Regions from separate parts of the Homo sapiens genome. Here all the other regions are linked to region 3. The links are chromatin contacts, found by Hi-C or POLR2A ChIA-PET in ENCODE. All regions are on one chromosome and are shown on one strand. Each heading gives the region's core, a stretch centred on a gene start or an enhancer-like site at or near the end of the contact. The rest is flanking DNA. Distances are from core to core; before and after follow the strand shown.

Region 1 (3,610 bases), core at 338-2,837, 96 kb before region 3:
AACTTAAATTTCTAGCAATAGTGAATGGATAAATAAATATAGTAAATCCACACTGTGGGAGATGATGCAGCCTATTAACATGTTTATGAAGAAATTTTAATGCGTGGGAAAATGCTTATTAGGCTATGTGAAAAAAACAGGATATAAAACTGTGTGTGTGTAAACACATATACAGTATAACCACAAATACGAAGAAAATGTTCATATATATTTGTTATGTATAGAAAAATATGAAAGAAATATACAAAAATCTTTTTAGTGGTCAACTCTGGGTGATGGCTATTGGATGATTTGAACTCCTTAAATTCTATCCTGTTTTTCTCTAAATTTTCTAAATTAGCACATATTATTTTTATATCTAAGCACGTATTAGAGAGACGGGCGAATGAACAACTTAGAATGAATGGAAGGTAGGACACATGTTGCGTTTGCCCCTGGCTCATAATGACCTGAGGGCCATCACATGCCAGGGACTCCTTTACTGATGCCTCTTTGGAACCTCTCCACTTACAGGCAGAGTAAGCTGTCTGCAGAATCCTACCAGATGTGTCCAAGCGTCATACACTCAGGGATCATCACACTTTTAAAAGACATACGTAGTTATAGAAATACCAAAGTACTGAGGAAAGAGTACAGTGGAACAGTTAAGAGGATGAATTCTGGAGTCAGACGGTCTGGCCAGGTTCCTCCACTTGAGTAACTCTGGCAAATGCTTAATCTATGTCTCAGTCTCCTTACCTGTTGAATCAGGACAGTCAAGTGCCTTCCCTATAGAGATGTTCAGGGATTCAATGGGCTAAATATTTGTAAAACACTTAGAAGACTACGTTATACAATAAGTACTTATCCATTAAATGAATACATCTTTAAAATTCTGATAATATTGATCAGAATCAACTTACAAATAAAGAAATGGACATGGCCAAAATATTTATAAAACATTTGAGCATTTGTAAGTTGCTGAGGCAAGGGTGCAATTTCAGTTGAGCTTAAGTCGAGACTCAGGATTGTAGTGGTTTTAGATGGTTTTTTTATACTGCCAAAGATCTGTCCATCCATACATTTTTATCTAGAATGATGTTGATGATGCTAAGGTTCAAGGGAATAATTACTATGTGCAGTACTATTTGTAGTGTTTTGTTCCCCACTCTATATTTAGATTCTAACAGAAGATGTGAAACTAAATAGATACTCAATAAAAGTTTACTGAATGAAAACACAAATGAATGACTTCACCACAGCTGCATCAAGTTGTCTAAATATGATTATATTTCCACAAAGGAGCCATTGTTAAATGAACTTTCCCTCTATTAAGAACTAGGATTGAAGTATCAAATTTCTTAGAATCTAAAACTTTTTACTATTATAACTTAGAAACAATTAGATGGCAAGATTAAAAGGGGAAAAAGTATTTATTCCAAAAAAAAAAAAAAAAAAGCACAGCTTAGGACTTGAATATCTTCAAGGATCCATTTCTTAGGAAATCTATAAAGATGCAGAAAGCTTTAGAAATGGAGATACCAAGACAGCAATGGCAGCACCAATAAACAGAAATAGACGGTTCATCTCACTAGTTCTGTGGTTTTCTCCTACCCAGTAGAGCGTGACAAGAGAATGTTAAAGTAACTGAAATCAAGAACAATACTGGAAATAAGAACAGTCTACAATGGCAAATTTTTACTGTAATACATTTCGTTACTGAGTGAGGGAGGAAAACAACTGTTTTTAGATACTGTCCATTGTTTTCTATACATTTCAAAGCTCCTCTTCACACATGTAACTTTCAAACTGACAGTGGTAACTTTCAGCATTTTGTGGAGATCTTGGCTCCAATGCAGCAAATAAGAAGTGAAATGTCCCACGGTTGTAAAATCTTGATAAGTTATCCGTGTCACATTTTTCAAATGTGGAACTGCTCACACCACACAGATAATTATAGATGACCAGATTGTAACTGTTTTATTGCTTCTTTTTCCCCATAAATTTTAATTTTGGAAAGTTAAGTGAAAAATGTGGTTTCAATTTCCTACAAATTGCACACAATTTGGTTTTAACAAGAAAATAGAAAGAAAGGGTATGTTCTTTAAAGTGAATTATGAACTAGAGTTTGTTTTCGCTCGCTCAACACCGCAAAAATAATAAAGCACAAAATTTAGAAAAGATGCCTTACAAAATGGAAATCATGAACTATAGTAAGAAAGCAGAAAGTAATTTTTTTTTATCTAAACATGATTTAAGCAATCTAACAGGATAATATAATTGAGCTAGTCTTTCTCCCTCTGGTGAAGCAAGCTAGAAGGAAAGGATACCGGAGTAGAAGCCGACAATCTTAATACATGTATAACAGGAAATCTGTTAATAAGAAAAGGCTTTGTGTATCTCCATCTTACTCTCTCCACAACTGTCAGCAACAACAAAAGAACTATTAAAAGCAATCAATTTTGAAACCATTTAAACATATACCTAGAAACACAACAAAACACAAGAATTTATAAAGGAACTTTTAGTGGAAAGAAATTCTAGCCCTCTGATGGGTTCTGGCTATAATCTTAGAGTTAGACCAACATGCTTTCTTGATTCAAGGTAGTGGTCTGCTACAACTAGCATAACTAAAGGCAGGAACCCCATGAAGTGTCTCGACCACACCAAAACCACCAGCTGGAAAGCAAATAAGGAAATCAATCAACCAGATATTTTTTCTCCTTTCTGCCAAAAACTTTGAGTGAATGCACTTTTCTTCATTAAATTGACCACTGCTTTCACCTTTTTAGCAATGTAGACTGTTAGGCAAAATAAATTATTCATTATTCAGGCAAAAACTATTTCATCAAAGTTGTTGATCTTCATTGACCAAATTCTCCATGGCCTATGTTACTAAATAGCACCACCATAGCTTTCTCAAATTTCTACTTCCAAAAATGTTTACTTTCAGACAGATTGTGACGACCACAAAACTTACCTGCATGAGTATTCTATAAACAAAGTTGTTGTAGACCAAATGTTAACATGAGTCCCTGGTAAAATGTTGTAGCCCTAGATTTTTTTTTTCTGGCTAAAATATAGTATTTGCTAATTTTTTTTCTAACTAGGGTTTAAAGTTGCAAGTCTAGAGTGCTTCTGACTGTTAGAACATGAGGCTGGCTTATGAAGGTCCAGTTATAAGCTGGGACTTGGCAAACTTGAAGTATTACCCATTGACTAATACTTCTATTAGTCAAAACTGTAAACTTCTGGTCAACTACATATTTTACATATTACTGCATGAAGCTCTAGCAGAAGTTCACCATCCTAAATAGCCTTTAAAGGCTTCACAATTAACAAGAGATGATTTACTCTCTTGAAATATAAAAGCTGACTTTTCCCACCCAAAAGCCAATAAATCTTTGGTGTTGGTGAAAGGCCATTCTCTACCTGTAGCAATCAAGTTATGCAACCCTCAGGCAATGACTTTTCATTGAACTCAGACCTGACTGACCACAGCATTCACAAACATCTCAGTCCCCAGTGCTCAACTGACAGTGCAGCCTGATCGCCACGATGTTGCAATAGAAGGAAAGAATTTCCTAGCAAAATGCTCCAAAGCTTCAATAACATAAGAATCCACACAAGG
Region 2 (3,799 bases), core at 777-3,276, 73 kb before region 3:
TTTCGAAGTTAGTTCACAGGCTAATACACAGGAATGTGGGTTAGTCCTTCCACAGGAACAGGAAATTGGGTGAAAAATGTTTGGAATTGGAAAAGTTAGTGGTAGAAAAGATCTGATAAGTGACCTAACCAGACATCTGAGTTGTTAGATGATCATTCATCAGGGTTTTCACCAACTTTTGGGGGGTCAGGTGGTGTACAGCTCTCAGGGTACCCCTAGGCTGCTCAAACCTTGTCCTGGTGTCCCATTCTTTCAGTCATATATTCCCCGAGAATATATGAAAATTCTTACAGAAAATATAACTAGAATGAAGGCAACACATGCATTTGGAATTGGCCGCTTCTTATCAGGAAAACCAACTACAAAAACTTTGAGGAAGCAGCTAAAGGTGCCTAAGAGTCTTTTATTAGCTTCCAAGGCTACTTAGGGATTAGCAGGAGAGATCACGATTCGAAAAGATCCAAGCCACTTAAAGATGTAACACCTGCAAGAAAACAAGCTGTGAGAATAATAAAGGTATTAGGGAGAGCCCTTACATGGCAGTGAGGTTATAGTGGATTTAATTCCCACTGGACTGACCAGAAACGATAATAGGGCTTTGAAATCAATCCTGTGATTAGATAGTGTTTTTGTTTCCTTCTCTTAGAAAACATTTATTGAAAATTAAAGTCAGCCTTGCCCTACATTTACATAAGAATAACTGGACACAATAAAGTAAGATCTAGAAAGTGCTATTGAGCTTTTCTGCTTCTAATCCAGTCAGGATTCACTTTCCAGAGTCTGTGACTCTGATTGGACAAACACAAGGGCATGGCACATTAGCAGCTATGGATTCCTCGTGCGTCTCTGGTCTGAAGAACCAATGAGGGAGAGATGTACGCTTGCTTACCATCCTTACAAGGGGAGCCAGCTTGCAGGCAATCTGTGCTTGGTCAGATTCTTCCCTCCCCAAAAGGTCTGCCTTTATTAGTATAGATTAGGCCATGCTGTTCCTGCCTTTTTTCTTTTTTTTTAATGTTATGGACTTTTAGAGACATTTACATCTACAAATGCCAACTCTCTCTTGCATACTTTAAAAACAGCAATAAGGCCTTAGTTTGGGGTGTTACTTTTCAGCTCAATAATATTTTTCAAGGGAAAAATTCCAAGTGATATTTCACTAACAAATAAGAGGGTTAGCTCACCCAATCCAGAAAACCAAGCCTCACATCTTGAAATACTATGGATGTTAAAGAAAATGAAGTGTGAACTTCTGTGGGTGGACAAAGGAGGGGGCCGTACATTTGCAATGATCTGAGCAGTTGTTTGGATACAAAGAACAGAGAGGTTTTATGAGCCATCTCTATACCCTTACTATTAAGTGGTGACAGCAGAGGTAAACTGAGTAAATCACAGAGGCCAGTAGCCCCAGCCATGAACAAGCAACGCATGGTAGAGGCATTTAATGCTAATGATCAAAAGGTCCATGTGTAGGTCACCAATGAACACAGATTCCCTTTCATCAGAAATGATGTGATGTCACAATAACTGTTAACAGCCAAGTAACTATACCAGAGGGGAAATCATTGTGCCAATTTCTTCAGATTTTTATTTTTCCGATATGGGGAGAGGTTAGAACTCTCTTCTAGAATATTTAAAAAAAAAAAAAAAGGCTTCTTGTCTGGTGCCCACAGTTTGAGGCCAGATCACCAGAAGCATTTTTTCATACCTTAAATTTCCCACAGATGTATACATGTGCATATGCGCCAACTTATTGCTCTTACCCTTAACTACTTTTCTAGGCTTGAAAATCCAACACTTTTTTCTTAATTCCAGTGTGATATAGATTTTCTAAGATGTGATTTCTTAAACTGATGGCAATTTTTTTTTTTAGTGTTTAAAAAAACTCCAAATAATGATGGATCCCTAGCTCTTTTCTCTTGAGAACTTAAGTAATTTAATGAGGGTGATTTTTTTTTCTAACTTTTATGGCCAGGTGGCTCTAGGGGATATTTTGTTGAAGACTGATTAAAAATAATTTCTTCTAAATGAGACCTGACCACAAAATGGAACCATTAATGGGCAGGGACGTTGTCACCAAAGCGGAAACCATGCCTGATTGCCTCCTGTACCTCCCACCACACAAGCATTTTCTTCTTTTTCTTCTCCTTTTCTTGTTCTTAATAGCTGAGTAAATAAGCAGCCAGCGAGGCCTAATGTTTTCGGCCAAAAACAGAGTCCAAACTTCTCAGAGAAAACATTTGGCCTCTGTGGTTTTGAAATATGTTCCAGAACACCGAGTTCAGTGGGGGAACATTGTGAAAAACTCCCATCCATTGGAATGATGCTGGGGAATGTTACAGTATCAGAAGTTTCAATTGGTCCTTTTCCTGCAGCCCCATAATGAGACTTGTAAAACACACACACACACACACACACACACACATGCACACAGACACACACACACACACACACACACACACACACACACACACACACACTGCTATGTGGAAGTTCTCATGGGAAAAATGAATGGCAAGAAATCCTAGCTTTAAAAGAAACAGCTAATCTGCTAGTTTGATTATTCTTCAAAACTTACGCTGAACCAATGAGCCTAATTAAAAACACTTGGCCTACTTCTATAAAGCATCATAGCTTTCTCTACGCTTCGTTTGTATACACCACAAAACTCCAGAAAGACTATTATTTTTTCAAGTGCTCACTAACAAAGTGCTGACTTTGTTGGGATGGCTGAGCTAATTTCTTGAACTCAGTGTGAAACCTTAGCTAAACAAAATTGTGGTAATTTTCCTTAATTTGTAAAAGTGATTGGAGTGCAAACAAAATTTTCCTCTTGGGTCAATCCTATAATTTTCAGTTAACTAAAACTAATCGTCAGGCAGGCACCAAACCTGCATTTTGTTTAAAGGGCTGGGAGGCATTTCCAAGGGTCAGGATGCATTAATTGTTTTTATAATTTCGAGAGAGAGAGAGAGAGAGAGAAACTGGGTGACTAAGAAGTATGTTTGGTTTTACTTCTAATATTGAAATACAAGGGAAAGATGCTCTGAAGTAAAATGTCACAGAAAAATAAAATTCGTCCACTTAATTGTATGGTTATAATTACAATTTGTTAACTGTTATCCCTTCACTGCTCTGTTATCTCTTTGTGTGAAAGCAACTTCCGCTCTGTACTTAATCTGGTCTTGTGGTCTTTTACTGAATGGAAAAGGAAACCTGGGACTAGTTCGTGGAGACAGCTACCACTATCCAAGGATGACTGACACTAAGCAGAGGGCCCAGAACCGCACTCCACCTGTGGTTCTTTGAGCAGCAGCATCAGCCTCACCTGGGATTGCTTAAGAAACAGGATCTCAGGTTCTACCTAGACCTACTGTAGCAGAATGTGAATTGTAAAAGATCCCTGGGTATTTGGTTTGCACTTCACAATCTAGGGATCTCTTAGCGTACACATTGGGCACTCAGCCTTTATACTTGATGTCATTCCACAGAGATGCTGCCTGGTTCTCTCTGTCTGATGGGAGGGAATTCACATTCACTCTGAAACCCTAGCTTCTTGCCGCAAGGCGGATCCATGTGCCAAGGCTGTTTTGGGAGGACAAAAATGCAGCATACTTGGAAAGAAGGCACCAACCCAGAATTAAATATGAAAACTACCAATTGTATGTAATACAAGTGCCGTGAACAGGCTAGAGGAAAGACGTACTGTTCATGAAAGCACAAACCTACTCCATAAAGCCAACAAACCCTAACAAGGTGGCTTAACATCCAGAAACTCAGGACTAGCTACACCTCTTTC
Region 3 (3,531 bases), core at 581-3,080:
GAATGGTACCGAGTTGTGGCACTATCTTGGGGATCCCAGGGGGAGAGCATGTGGCTGCCCCTATTCTTGGCCACTGATTTCAAGAAGTTTACCTTTTCCACTGGCCAAGGTCCTTTAGATCTTGGGCATTTCTGGAAAGTGTTCTCAGCCTGAAGGGATGAACATGATCAACCTGAAAAGCATTCATTACCTCAGAGCTCAGAGTATGCCCTTGAGGGAAGGGCATCATTAGTGGCAAGAATTTAAAAAAACAAAATGGTTTTGTCATAGCACAGCAGCCAATGAAAGAATTTAAAAATAGTTTTAAGGAAAAGGACGCACTCCACGTAGGTCTCCTCATACTAGAAGTCAAATCTGAAAGGCAGGAAAAAGTCTTGAGACAGTGAATAGGTAGAGGACAGGACAACTAACCAGTTGCCAATGGGGAAAGAAAAAATTACAATTTCTTAGAAATGACACAGAGAAGGGAGGTTAGAGCAAGGGGGCTGTAGCTTAACACTGACTTCTGGCTATCTGGCCCAACTTACTCCCCTAGCAATGTCTGACTGGAAATTTAAGAGAGAAAGAATTCTAAGTTCATGTGTGGTAGAGAAGATGTTTATCCTCACGGATGTTCTTTTACACAGATTACTCAAATGCCAAGTGTTTCTTGCCAAAACATATTAAGGTGCAAACTCTGGCCCTGGGCGAATATTTGAAGTCATCCTAATGATTTGAAATGTGGCAGAAATGAGGCAGATCACAAAACCAAGTGTCCGTCTGTCCTTCTTGGAACTGGGGACAGACTGAGGACACATTTGTTTTAAACTGTTTCCATTACAAGGAACCAAATTTCTACTGGGAATCATGGCCACAGAGTTCCTGCAGACCAAGGGACAGGTTTTGAGCAAAGGTATCAGGACTTGCACTTCTGGATTACTGGTGTAAATCTTTCCCCAGGCTGAAAAGGATGCACAGGCAGGTGGCAACTTTGCTTCAGTAACAGCGACCCACCCCACAAAGCCAAGCATAAAAAATGAGGCAGAAGGAGCCTCAGCTCCTCAACTTAGCAGTTACTACAGCAAACACAAGCACTGCACCATGTGTAAGGCCGTGTCCTGAGTGCTTTGCATGTATCAGTTTACTCTGTACAACAGTCCTATGAGATTCTACTTCTTTTCTCATTTTACAGATAATGCTACCAAGAGGTAAGGTAATTTGCCCAAGGTTTCCCATCTAGTAACAAGTGGAGCTGAGATTTGAACATAGGCAGTTTGACTCCAAAGCCCACATCCATTAAACTATATTCTTTACATGTTATATATATATCGTGGGATCATTGACCATTCTGGTTATATTCTTATTATCATCACCAGATTCATTCAAAATTACAACTGAAGCCAGCATAATCATTTCACTAGAAATGCCAACACTTTCACTAGATTATAGCCAATTATAAATTTTAATATTTTTTGAGTTTGCTCCCAACCACTCTCACCCTATTTGTGATCCCTCAAATGCATTTTAACCATAATGAAAGACCAGTGGGTGATCTGGTAACAGAACCAACCCAAATATGGAGAACAGTGGCCAAAACAAAACCAATGTAATCTGGGTCTCTTGGGAAGTGTCAATGAACATCACCATAAGGATTAAATTATACTATATGTAATTATGATAGTCACCAGTCACTACTTTTGTGTGTGTTTCATGCAGACAGAAAGCCAGGGGTTGAAAATGAAAGGCTGTTAATATCTCCTTGTTCAGTACATATGTGTTTAGCATTTTAAAGCAGATTCATTTAGAATCTCACGTTAGAATTTCACTTTTCCCTTCTAAGGACTCAGAGGGTTTCGATATTAACTTCCCCTGTGGAGGTGACAGATGTCAGAGAGAGATCAAGAAGTTCAAGTCCACAGTAACTGAGGCATACAGTTCTGCCTGGATGCTCAACTTATGATTCAAGACTTCAAAAAGTACAAATGTTCGTTGTCACACATTCATTCACTTACTCAACCAACAGACCTTTCCAGAGAGTCCAATATGTAGTGATGCTTCTCATTCAATACCAATTTTACTAAGAGCACCATGATTTTGGTTCAAGTTTTTCTCCAAAAGAAAAGTAAAAAAGAAGACAACTCTTTACATTCAAATTCCCAGGAAAACTTTTGACTCTTAGGATGATAGAGTATTCAAGTAATTGCCAAGGAAGATTGAATACTTTTAAAATATTAATCAGTTGTGGCTGTTCTGGCAGGGGCTAGATCAGTGAATCTTTCAAAGTCCCTAATAATGCCAATAATATGCTCTCCTACTCTTCACTTTTCAGCATTCTTTGCTAAGTCACACCAAGCTACATCCTGTGCCCTGAACATGAAATCTCCTTCCTGCCTTCACCATAGGCTGCCTCCCTGGATCTGAAATGCCTCCCTCACTCCCACACCATCTCAGCTTCCCATCATCCCACTTATCCCTCCAGGTGCGGTATAAATGTACTGAGCTCATGAAACCTTCCCAGATACCCAGAGCTAGAATTAATCCCTGCCACCTACACTCTGTTACAGCACTTGTCACACTTGGTCTTCACTGCAAGGCCTGCAGTTGCTTGTATAATGGTCTGCCCCTGCAAGACACCACGGACTTCTGATAGTGCCTTTCCATTCCTGACAGCTCCTTGCACAGCTGTACATGCAAAGCACTGAATACACAGCTGACTTAAACTACCTGCAAATATTAATGGCAGTTAGCTTTGAATTATAGCACAAAGATTATTTCTTTCTTCTATATTTTCTGACTTTTCTATGAATAGGCACTACTTTAATGAAATAACAAACAACTGCATTGTAAAACTTCAAGTGAATATCATTCAGCACAGAACCTAGGGATGTTGGCCCCATTCTACAAGGAATAAATTAGGAACTAAAGATTACGAGTGGCTTTCTCAAAGTTTCTATGCTCTAAGATTTACCATTTAACTCAAATGTGAACAGTTAAGAGCTATCCATCTCACACTCTGTAAAATGTACATCATTTATTAGTTTCATATTGCATAATTCATACATGAGTATCAACTGGGAAGGCTCCACACCATTGGTGTCCTTAACTTCCTACTTAATATTTTAAACTTTGATGTTGAGAAATTTTTATCTCCAAGTTAAACCTGCCATTGTTTTCCCATCATTCAAGTGTAACCCAAAGGAATAAAAGGCCATATAACTAAAGTCTGTTTAGTTTCTTCTCCAAAATTCTACAGACCATTCTGTTGACTTTTGTTGAAACCCTTAGTTAAAACTCTTAATGATTTACTATTTCTTCATTCAGCCTATTTTCTTAGGTTATCTATTTATTCATTCAGTCTGTCCTTATTCAATAAGTATTTACTAAGCACCTACTTTGCACCAAACAGAAGGCATACAACAGACAACCCAGTCCCTTCCCTTGTGAAAGTTCATTGAAGTACAGTTCTCATGCTGTCTTCATCAGAATTACCTCAGAAACTTGTCCTGGCAGAGAGAAAGTAGGAACTGTATGAAAATTTCTGTACGTACTCTT

What was found. Hi-C counts contacts between places; a loop is a spot of excess contacts on that map. ChIA-PET counts read pairs that join two places held with the same protein, here RNA polymerase II (POLR2A). Pooled maps may share reads with other maps.
Region 1: a map with no recorded cell type shows a loop between it and region 3 (7-fold over the local background). The contact joins two enhancer-like sites. A Hi-C loop is called at or near these places in 7 of 37 single-sample maps with no recorded cell type and 4 of 50 pooled maps. POLR2A ChIA-PET finds 5 or more read pairs at or near these places in 1 of 52 experiments (B cell).
Region 2: a loop to region 3 is called in a map with no recorded cell type, with 5 times the contacts of the local background. The contact joins two enhancer-like sites. A Hi-C loop is called at or near these places in 13 of 37 single-sample maps with no recorded cell type and 9 of 50 pooled maps. POLR2A ChIA-PET finds 5 or more read pairs at or near these places in 2 of 52 experiments (AG04450 and B cell).

The regions. Positions count from the first base shown.
Region 1 is chr5:158,750,909-158,754,518 of GRCh38, forward strand. All of the region lies in intron 10 of EBF1 (EBF transcription factor 1), which reads right to left. Among named protein-coding and RNA genes, the nearest start is that of LINC02227, 340 kb to the left of the region's middle. RefSeq lists a silencer at 1,539-1,658. Within about 2 kb of position 1,588, at least 2 of the 41 ENCODE cell types and tissues checked have a DNase peak (open chromatin) inside an H3K27ac peak, as active enhancers do; they include B cell, where a contact is called at or near this core.
Region 2 is chr5:158,773,350-158,777,148 of GRCh38, forward strand. All of the region lies in intron 10 of EBF1 (EBF transcription factor 1), which reads right to left. Among named protein-coding and RNA genes, the nearest start is that of EBF1, 320 kb to the right of the region's middle. Within about 2 kb of position 2,027, at least 11 of the 41 ENCODE cell types and tissues checked have a DNase peak (open chromatin) inside an H3K27ac peak, as active enhancers do; they include B cell, where a contact is called at or near this core.
Region 3 is chr5:158,846,986-158,850,516 of GRCh38, forward strand. All of the region lies in intron 6 of EBF1 (EBF transcription factor 1), which reads right to left. Among named protein-coding and RNA genes, the nearest start is that of EBF1, 250 kb to the right of the region's middle. Within about 2 kb of position 1,831, at least 2 of the 41 ENCODE cell types and tissues checked have a DNase peak (open chromatin) inside an H3K27ac peak, as active enhancers do; they include B cell, where a contact is called at or near this core.